Regions from separate parts of the Homo sapiens genome. Here regions 2 and 3 are each linked to region 1. Evidence: chromatin contacts called from ENCODE Hi-C or POLR2A ChIA-PET data. All regions are on one chromosome and are shown on one strand. The core of a region is the stretch at or near the end of the contact, and the rest is flanking DNA. Distances in the headings are between cores, read along the strand shown. Region 1 has its middle 7.3 kb from the start of NLRP2. Region 2 holds the start of GP6 (glycoprotein VI platelet). Region 3 holds the start of KIR2DS4 (killer cell immunoglobulin like receptor, two Ig domains and short cytoplasmic tail 4 (gene/pseudogene)).

Region 1 (3,125 bases), core at 264-2,763:
TTAGCAGAGATGGGGTTTCACCATGTTGGCCAGGCTGGTCTCAAACTCCTGACCTCAGGTGATCCACCCACCTTGGCCTCCCAAACTGCTGGGATCACAGGCGTGAGCCACTGCACCCTACACTCTTATACTCCTTTCTGTAGCTCAGGCAGCTAGATGAGCTTCAATCATCTGGCCCTTCCTCCAGTCTCACATTTTTGTGGGACTCCTGTGCATACATAATTGAATCTGGTTTTTCTTCTGTCAAACTGTTTTGTGTCAATGTAATTCATAGCCCATCCAAAGAACCTAGGAGGGTGGAGGGAATCCATTTTCTCTCCTCCACACTGGAGGGCCATGGAGCCCAAGAGTTCAAGACTGGCCCGGTGTACAAAGTGAGACCCAGTCTCTATTTAAAAAAGATGGGGAGGGGGCCGGGCACGGTGTCTCACGCCTGTAATTCCAGCACTTTGGGAGGCCCAGGTGGGTGGATCACCTGAGGTCAGGAGTCCGAGACTAGCCTGGCCAAGGTGGTGAGACCGTGTCTTTACTAAAAATACAAAATTAGCTTGGTATGGTGGCAGGAGCCTGTAATCCCAGCTACTTGGAAGGCTAGGGCAGGAGAATCGCTTGGTTTGGGATTTTCTCCCTGAGGCACTTGCTATCTCCAGGATTATGGGTCTCAGGTGAAAGAAAGACAAAGAAGGAGAGAGAGACAGAGAGGGACAGGGAAAGAGAATTTCAGACTTATCTAACATTGACACTTAGGAGAAGTAGGGAGAAAGAGGTGGGAAAATAAAGTGGCTAGGTAAAAATGAACATGTCAGTAACAATAATAGCATTAACAATAACTAGTATTGCCGGGTGCAGTGGCTCACGCCTCTAATCCCAGCACTTTGGGACGCCGAGGTGGGCGAATCACAAGGTCAGGAGTTCAAGACCAGCCTGGCCAACATGGTGAAACCCTGTCTCTACTAAAAATACAAAAAGTTAGCTAGCTGGGCATAGTGGTGCATGCCTGTAATCCCAGCTACTCTGGAGGCTGAGGCAGGAGAATCGCTTGAACCCGGGAGGCAAAGGTTGCAGTGAGTCAAGATCAGGCCACTGCACTCCAGCCCAAGGGACAGAGTGAGACTCTGTCTCAAATAATAATAATAATAATAACTAGTGGCCAGGCACAGTGGCTCACGCCTGTAATCCCAGTGTAGCAGGACGAGCCACAGACAAAAACCTCTCAGACACCGAGTTGTAGAAGGAAGGGCTTTATTCAGCTGGGAGCATCGGCAAGCTACTGTCTTAAAATCCAAGCTCCTCGAGTGCACAGTTTCTGTCCCTTTTAAGGGCTCACAACACTAAAGACTGCGCATGAAAGGGTCATGATTGAGCAATCTAGGGGATACATAACAGGGGTTTCGTGCACTGCTGGTCAGAGAGAAAGAATAGGGCAGGGAGTTTCACAGTGTTCTTCTATACAATGCCTGGAATCTATGGATAACATCGGGTTCTAAGTCATGAGTTGATTTTTATCTACTAGGTTTACGCCAGGCAGGCCCAGGCCTGGTTTCGGGTCTGGTTTTGGGTCTGGTGCCTGGCGCCGGGCTACCTGCCTTTGGTTTCACTTCCTTGTTTTTTTCTTTTTCTTTTTTTTTTTTTTTGAGACAGAGTCTTGCTCTGTCGCTAAGGCTGGAGTGCAGTGGCACAATCTCGGCTCACTGCAAGCTCCGCCTCCTGGATTCAAGCAATTCTGCTGCCTCATCCTTCCGAGTAGCTGGGATTACAGGCGCACGCCACCATGCCCGGCTAATTTTTGTATTTTTAATAGAGACGGGGTTTCACCATGTTGGCCAGGCTGGTCTCAAACTCCTGACCTTGTGATCCACCCGCCTTGGCCTCCCAAAGTGCTGGGATTACAGGCGTGAGCCACCGTGCCCGGCCTCCTTGTTTTTTTTCTAAAACAAGTACTGAGTATAAAACAATATAAAACAATATGAGACGGTTTCTCTCTTCCCTCACCAGCACTTTGGGAGGCTGAGGCAGGTGGATCACAAGGTCAGAGTGGATAGCACTTTAGGAGGTTGAGGTGGGAGGATCCCTTGAGCCCAGGAGCTCAAGTCCAGCCTGGGCAACATAGCAAGACCCCCATTTCCAATTTTAGTGTATGTGCTGCCAAAGCAAATACTCTGAGACCCTGTTTCTACAAAAAATAAAAAAATTAAAATTAGTGCTTGGAAAAAAAAATTAGTGCTTGACCAGGAGGCAAGCACACCTCCTCATCCTCTCATGGATGTCTGTCTGTAGAAAGTAAATGGAGACAGCTTCATTTTACCCAACTGCTCCGTTTTAGGTCCGCTCCTGAGCTTCTGTTGTTCCCAGCCATGCAACCCTGGGAGCCGACTCCCGGCTGCAGAGCCTTGTCAGAAGCAGGCAATGTACACAGAGACCCAAGGCCTGGTGTAGACAGGCTTTCACAGACCTGGGCATTTTGTTGAATTGTTTTTGAATTGTGGTTTCTTATCAGTTCATCCGATACTCTGTTCTAACCACGTAGTTCCTCTTTTGGATCTCCAAACCCCTTTGCAGGTTCCATCTACCCGAACCAAACTCACTTATTCCAACAGAAGTCTGGTGTTTCTTGTTTTTTTTGTTTGTTTGTTTCTTTCGTTTTGTTTTTTGAGATGTTGTCTCCCTCTATCACCCAGGCTGGAGTGCAGTGGCGAGATCTCAGCTCACTGCAACCTCTGCTTCCCGGGTTCAAGCAATTCTCCTCCCTCAGCCTCCTGGGTAGCTGGGATTACAGGTGCCTGCCGCCACACCCAGCTAACTTTTGTATTTTTAGTAGAGACGGGATTTCACCATGTTGGCCAGGCTAGTCTCGAGCTCCTGACCTCAAGTGATCCACCCATCTCAGCCTCCCAAAGTGCTGGGATTACAGCCTTAAGCCACCGCGCTCAACCAGAAGTCTGTTTAAATCCATCCTTCTCCCCAGCCACCCATGAGTTATGTGACCTTGGGGTTGCTACTTAACATTTCAGTCTCAATTTCCTCAATAGAACAAAAGTTAGAAGAATTGTAACAAAAGATAGTTTTATTTTTATTTTTATTTTTATTTTTTGAGATGGAGTCTTGCTCTGTCACCTAGGCTGGAG
Region 2 (3,343 bases), core at 338-2,837, 79 kb after region 1:
TGACAGAAGTGAGGCCCTATCTCAAATAAAATTAAATAAATAAAAGTTAAAACAGGCTGGGTGCGGTGGCTCACGCCTGTAATCCCAGCACTTTGGGAGGCCGAGGCGGGTGGAACCTGAAGTAAGGAGCTTGAGACCAGCCTGGCCAACATGGTGAAACCCCGCCCCTACTAAAAATACAATAATTAGCCAGACCTGGTGGCAGATGCCTGTAATCCCAACTATTCGGGAGGCTGAGGCAGGAGAATCACTTGGACCCGGGAGGCAGAGTTTGCAGTGAGCTGAGATCATGCCATTGCATTCCAGCCTGAGCGACCGACTGAGCGAGACTCCATCTCAAAAAACAAACAAAAAGAAAAAAAGAATACATCCATGGATGGATAATGAATGAGAGGTTGTTTATATTCACAGTTAACCCTCTCATCTCCAGTAATGCAACCATCTTCTTCCTGCTTAGCCTTTTGGAGATGCTGTCCCTTTAGTGGTCAAATTCTGAAGAAATCAGGAAATAATGCATTCGACATGCCCAGCACAAGTGAAGATCAGGCAGCAGAAATGCATTCGACCTGCCACCCATCCATCAGGAGACTATTTACTCCACTACTGTAGGGGATACTGACAAATTAAATCCATACCTAGTCCAGATATCAATTCCACAATTTTTTTTTTTTTTTTTTTGAGACGGAGTTTCGCTCTTGTTGCCCAGGCCAGAGTGCAATGGTGTGATCTTGGCTCACCGCAACCTCCACCTCCCAGGTTCAAGCGATTCTCCTGCCTTAGCCTCCAGAGTAGCTGGGATTACAGGCATGTGCCACCACACCCGGCTAATTTTGTATTTTTAGTAGAGATGGGGTTTCTCCATGTTGGTCAGGCTGGTCTCAAACTCCCGACCTCAGATGGCCCACCCGCCTCGGCCTCCCAAAGTGTGTAAGCCATGGCACTCAGCCTTTTTTTTTTTTTTTTTTTTTTTTTTTGAGATGGAGGCTCTCTCTGTTGCCCAGGCTGGAGTGCAATGCCTGACCTCAGCTCACTGCAACTTCTGCCTCCCAGTTTCAAGCAATTCTCCCACCTCAGCCTCCCACGTAGCTGGGATTACAAGCACCCGCCATCACGCCCGGCTAATTTTTGTAGAGATGGGGTTTCACCATGTTGACCAGGCTGGTCTTGAACTCCTGACCTCAGGTGATCCACCCACCTCGGCCTCCCAAGGTTGAGATTACAGGCGTGAGCCACTGTGCCTGGCCCACATTTTTTAAAAAAGGGGCAACTGCAGTGTAGTAGAACAAAGTTGTGACCAATGCTAGGATACTCTGTTCATTTCCTGACCCAGCCATGAATACACTGGAATAACTCATGCAAAATGCCAGCTCGCTGGCCCCCCGTTTCCCCACCCAACAAATGAAGGGGCTCTTACAGGTTCCTTTTTGTCCTGAAATTCATCACCAATGCAAATTTCTTAAAAATCCTTTGTCTGGCAGTCCATGCCTGTCCTTCAGCATTTCCCAGATCTGACCCTCAGGACTCACCAAGACAGAAGAGGGCGGTCGGGGATGGAGACATGGTTCCTCAGCCCTGTCCTGAGCTCTGTGGCCAGGGAGGGAAGTGGTGGGAGCCTGGGGCACAGGCTCAGGATGTGATGAGGATGAAGAATGCTCTCCTCCCTTCCTCCACCAGCCCCGGCCTTTCCTAATTGAGACTCATCGAGCCGTAGCCGGCTCCTCAGTACAGTGACTTGCACACAAGCTCCAAGGAGCCGCGCTTATCTCCTCTGGCCAGCCTGGCGTTGCACCGTTTGTCCGCCTGCTGGGGCCTGGTCTGTGTTCCCGTGCTCCCATAAACTCCCTGATGTCACTAGGAAAATACGCATCAAAACCACAGTGAGATATGACTTCACACCTTCTGGAATGGCTGTATTTTTTTTTTTTCTTTTGAGACAAAGTCTCGTTCTTTTTGCCCAGGTTGGAGTGCAGTGGCGCCATCTCGGCCCACTACAACCTCCACCTCCCAGGTTCAAGCGATTCTCCTGCCTCAGCCTCCCAAGTGGCTGGGATTATAGGTATGTACCACACCAGGCTAATTTTTGTATTTTTAGTAGAGATGGGGTTTCACTGTGTTGGCCAGGCTGGTCTTGAACTCCTGACCTCAGTTGATCCACCTGCCTCGGTCTCCCAAAGTGCTGGGATTACAGGCATGAGCCACTGCACCCGACCGGCTATAATTTTTTTTAATGGAAAACAGCAGATATTGGTGAGTATGCAGAGAAATTGAACTGCGCGTGCATTGCTGGCAGGGACGTAACATGGCGCCCCTGCTGTGGAAAACAGTTCCAGCAGCTCCTCCAGAAGTTAAACGTGGGATTGCCATAAAATCCAGCAATTCCACTTCGGGGTACACACCTAAAAGAACTGAAAACAGGGTCTCTAACATATTTGTACACAGTGTTCATAGCAGCTTTATTCACAATAGCCAAAAGGTGAAACCACCCACATGTCCATCAACAACAATGGATAAACAACATGTGGTATATACACACAAGGTAATATCAACCAGCCTTAACTAAAAGAATAAAAATCAGCCAGGCACAGTGGCTCACGCCTGTAATCCCAGCACTTTGGGAGGCCGAGGCGGGCGGATCACCTGAGGTCAGGAGTCCGAGACCAGCCTGGTTAACATGGTGAAACCCCATCTCTACTAAAAATACAAAAATTAGCTGGGCGTTAAATTAGCCGGGCATGGTGGCAGGTGCCTGTAATCCCAGCTACTTGGGAGACGGAGGCATGAGAATCGCTTGAACCTGGGAGGCAGAGATTGCGGTAAGCCGAGATCGCACCACTGCACTCCAGCCTGGGCGGCAGAGTGAGACTGTCTCAAAAATAAAAATAAGGCCGGGCGTGGTGGCCCATGCCTGTAATCCTAGTACTTTAGGAGGCTGAGGCAGGCAGATTGCCTGAGCTCAGCAGTTCAAGACCAGCCTGGGCAACACAGTAAAACCCCCAAAAAATACAAAAAAAAAATAGCCGGGCATGGCGGCAGGCACCTGTAGTCCCAGCTACTCCGGAGGCTGAGACAGGAGAATGGCTTGAACCCGGGACGCGGAAGTTGCGGTGAGCCGAGATCGCGCCATTGCACTCCAGCCTGGGTGACAGAGCGAGATTCTGTCTCCAAAAAATAAAAAATATTATAAAAGAATAAATTCAGATACATGCTACAACGTGATGGACCTTGAAGACATTATGCTAAAGGAAATATTCCGGACTTGACAGATAAATACTGCATTGTGCCGCTTATCTGAGGTATCGAGAGGAGTCAAATTCATAGAGACAGGGATTAGAATGGTGGTTGC
Region 3 (3,281 bases), core at 346-2,845, 130 kb before region 1:
TCATACTATAAATATACAGTCGCTCCTCCATATCTGTGGGGTTTACAGGTGTTTATTGAACCAAGTGTAAATCAAAAATATTCAGAGAAAATGTCCACAAAGTTTCAAAATGCAAAACTATGTTGAATGGACACAAATGAGGCAGTGTGTAGGCTGTATCAGGAATTATAAGTAATCAAGAGATGATTTCATGTATACAGGAGGATGTGCATGGGTTATATCCAAATGCTGTGTCATTTTATGTAAGAGGCTTGAGCATCTGCAGATTTTGGTACCTGAGTGGAGATCCTGAAACCAATCACCCACGAATAGTAAAGGATGACCGTATATGACTTTTATTTCTCAATTTTAAATATAAATCATAAAAAATGTACAATAACTAGATAAAAAGTAAGAAGTGTTTTTATAGTGTGAGAATAAGTTTAGATTTATTTTTTCCTACGTGTAACCCTTTGGTTTAATATTATTTATTAAGAAGACATTCTATGCCACCTTAAACCACACGGCAGCCTTTGTCAACTCTAAAGGGACTGTGTGTACACGGATGTATTTTAGACACTGTTTCTGCTAAGGGGCTCTCTGTGTCCACACTCTTGAGGATGCTGCACTTCATGTAGCCTTATAAAACCCTTTAAATTTAGTAGCCAGAGCCCTCTAATTTGTTATTATAGGCTACTTGCTATTTTTTTTTCTTGAGGCGGAGTCTTGCTCTGTCGCCCAGGCGGGACTGTAGTGGAGCAATCTCAGCTCACTGCAACTTCCGCCTCCCAGGTTCAGGCGATTCTCGTGCCTCAGTCTCTTGAGTAGCTGGCGTTTCAGGTGCCTGCCACCAGGCATGGCTAATTTTTGAATTTTTAGCAGAGACGCGGTTTCACTGTGTTGGCCAGGCTGCTCTCAATCTCCTCATCTCAGTTGATCCGCCCACCTCGGCTTCCCGACCTGCTGGGGGAAACTTGATTTTCTATAGCATTATGTTACTGGATATTTCTGTAAAATTTAAAATGAGGGAGGCAGAGAGACAGAGAGAGAGCAAACTCCAGAGTTGGGACTCTGGAATCTTGAGTCATGAGACAAATTATAGATAAAACTACAAAAATCCAGAATTTACATGTGTGGTTTTTGCTGATAAAGTACAATTCTAAGATTGTAAATAATTGCATAATCCTTCCCTGGGAATTTAAATCATTTGAACTGGTTCTGCTGTAATACTAGAAATACAAGCATGAACAATTCTAATGGTTTATTAGTCACAATGACTCTGAAAACACTAATAATACCTATTAGATATTTTGCATATTACACAGGAAGAAGAGTTCGAATCTCAGATAAAAACAATAAAAATTCATGAAAAGTCTTTCATGTTAGCACAGATTTTAGGCATCTCATGTTTGGGAGGTTGGATCTAAGACATGTTTTGAGTTGGTCATAGTGAAGGACGCGAGGTGTCAATTCTAGTGAGAGCAATTTCCAGGAAGCCATGTTCTGCTCTTGAGCGAGCACCCACTGGGCCTCATGCAAGGTAGAAAAAGCCTGCGTACGTCACCCTCCCATGATGTGGTCAACATGTAAACTGCATGGGCAGGGCGCCAAATAACATCCTGTGCGCTGCTGAGCTGAGCTGGGGCGCGGCCGCCTGTCTGCACCGGCAGCACCATGTCGCTCATGGTCATCATCATGGCGTGTGTTGGTGAGTCCTGGAAGGGAATAGAGGGAGGGAGCGTGGGGATGGAGATCTGGGCCCAGAGGTGGAGATATGGGCCTGGAGGTGGAGTTATGGGCCTGGAGTGGAGATCTGGGCCTAGAGATGGAGTGATGAGCCTAGAAGTGGAGATCTGCGCCTGGAGTGGAGATCTGGGCCTGGAGTGAAGATCTGGGCCTGGAGTGGAGATATGGGCCTGGAGTGGGGATAGGAACCTGGAGTGGAGAGAGGAACCTGGAGGAGAGATAGGAACCTGGAGGGGAGGTAGGAGCCTAGGGTGGAGATATGGGACTGGAGTGGAGATATGGGACTGGAGTGGAGATATGGGCCTGGAGTGGAGTTATGGGCCTGGAGTGAAGTTATGGGCCTGGAGGTGGAGATACGGGCCTGGAGTGGAGATATGAGCCTGGAGTGGAGATATGGTCCTGGAGTGGAGATATGGGCCTGGAGTGGAGATATGGGTCTGCAGTGGAGTTATGGGCCTGGAGTGAAGTTATGGGCCTGGAGGTGGAGATATGGGCCTGGAGTGGAGATATGGGACTAGAGTGGAGATAGGGGCCTGGAGGTGGAGATCTGGGCCTGGAGTGGAGATCTGGGCCTGGAGTGGAGATCTGGGCCTGGAGTGGAGATATGGGCCTGGAGTGGAGATATGGGTCTGCAGTGGAGATATGGGCCTGGAGGTGGAGATATGGGCCTGGAGTGGAGTTATGGGCCTGGAGTGAAGTTATGGGCCTGGAGGTGGAGATATGGGCCTGGAGTGGAGATATGGGACTAGAGTGGAGATAGGGGCCTGGAGGTGGAGATCTGGGCCTGGAGTGGAGATATGGCCCTGGAGTGGAGATATGGGCCTGGAGTGGAGATATGAGCCTGGAGTGGAGATATGGCCCTGGAGTGGAGATATGGGCCTGGAGGTGGAGATATGGGCCTGGAGTGGAGTTATGGGCCTGGAGTGAAGTTATGGGCCTGGAGGTGGAGATATGGGCCTGGAGTGGAGATATGGGACTAGAGTGGAGATACGGGCCTGGAGGTGGAGATCTGGGCCTGGAGTGGAGATATGGCCCTGGAGTGGAGATATGGGCCTGGAGTGGAGATATGAGCCTGGAGTGGAGATATGGCCCTGGAGTGGAGATATGGGCCTGGAGTGGAGATATGAGCCTGGAGTGGAGATATGGCCCTGGAGTGGAGATATGGGCCTGGAGTGGAGATATGGGCCTGGAGTGGACATATGGGTCTGGAGTGGAGATACGGGCCTGGAGGTGGAGATATGGGCCTGGAGTGGAGATATGGGCCTGGAGGTGGTGATATGGGCCTGGAGTGTAGACATGGGCCGAGTGGAGATATGGGTCTGGAGTGGAGATATGGGCCTGGAGTGGAGATATGGGACTGGAGTGGAGATATAGGCATGGGGTGGAGACATGGGCCGGGAGTGGAGATATGGGACTGGAGTGGAGATACGGGCGTGGGGTGGAGATATGTGCCTGGAGGTGGAGATATGGGCGTGGGTTGGAGATATGGGCCTGGAGTGGAGATATGGGCGTGGGGTGGAGATATGGATCTGGAGTGGAGACATGGGCATGGGGTG

Evidence for each region. Hi-C counts contacts between places; a loop is a spot of excess contacts on that map. ChIA-PET counts read pairs that join two places held with the same protein, here RNA polymerase II (POLR2A). Pooled maps may share reads with other maps.
Region 2: a pooled map shows a loop between it and region 1 (2.2-fold over the local background). The contact joins the promoter of GP6 here to the enhancer-like site in region 1. A Hi-C loop is called at or near these places in 1 of 50 pooled maps. POLR2A ChIA-PET finds 5 or more read pairs at or near these places in 4 of 52 experiments (K562, WTC11, activated T-cell and 1 more).
Region 3: a loop to region 1 is called in a pooled map, with 2.2 times the contacts of the local background. The contact joins the promoter of KIR2DS4 here to the enhancer-like site in region 1. A Hi-C loop is called at or near these places in 1 of 50 pooled maps.

Annotation. Positions count from the first base shown.
Region 1 is chr19:54,957,523-54,960,647 of GRCh38, forward strand. It overlaps a transcript of NLRP7 not described here. Among named protein-coding and RNA genes, the nearest start is that of NLRP2, 7.3 kb to the right of the region's middle. Within about 2 kb of position 1,514, at least 4 of the 41 ENCODE cell types and tissues checked have a DNase peak (open chromatin) inside an H3K27ac peak, as active enhancers do.
Region 2 is chr19:55,036,677-55,040,019 of GRCh38, forward strand. It overlaps GP6 (glycoprotein VI platelet), which reads right to left and starts at 1,588. Exons shown (of 8, transcript NM_016363.5): 1 at 1,527-1,588. The coding sequence starts at 1,560. The region is part of intron 2 of GP6-AS1 (GP6 antisense RNA 1); the gene reads left to right. It also overlaps a transcript of RDH13 not described here.
Region 3 is chr19:54,831,112-54,834,392 of GRCh38, forward strand. It overlaps KIR2DS4 (killer cell immunoglobulin like receptor, two Ig domains and short cytoplasmic tail 4 (gene/pseudogene)), which reads left to right and starts at 1,596. Exons shown (of 7, transcript NM_001281972.2): 1 at 1,596-1,687. The coding sequence starts at 1,654.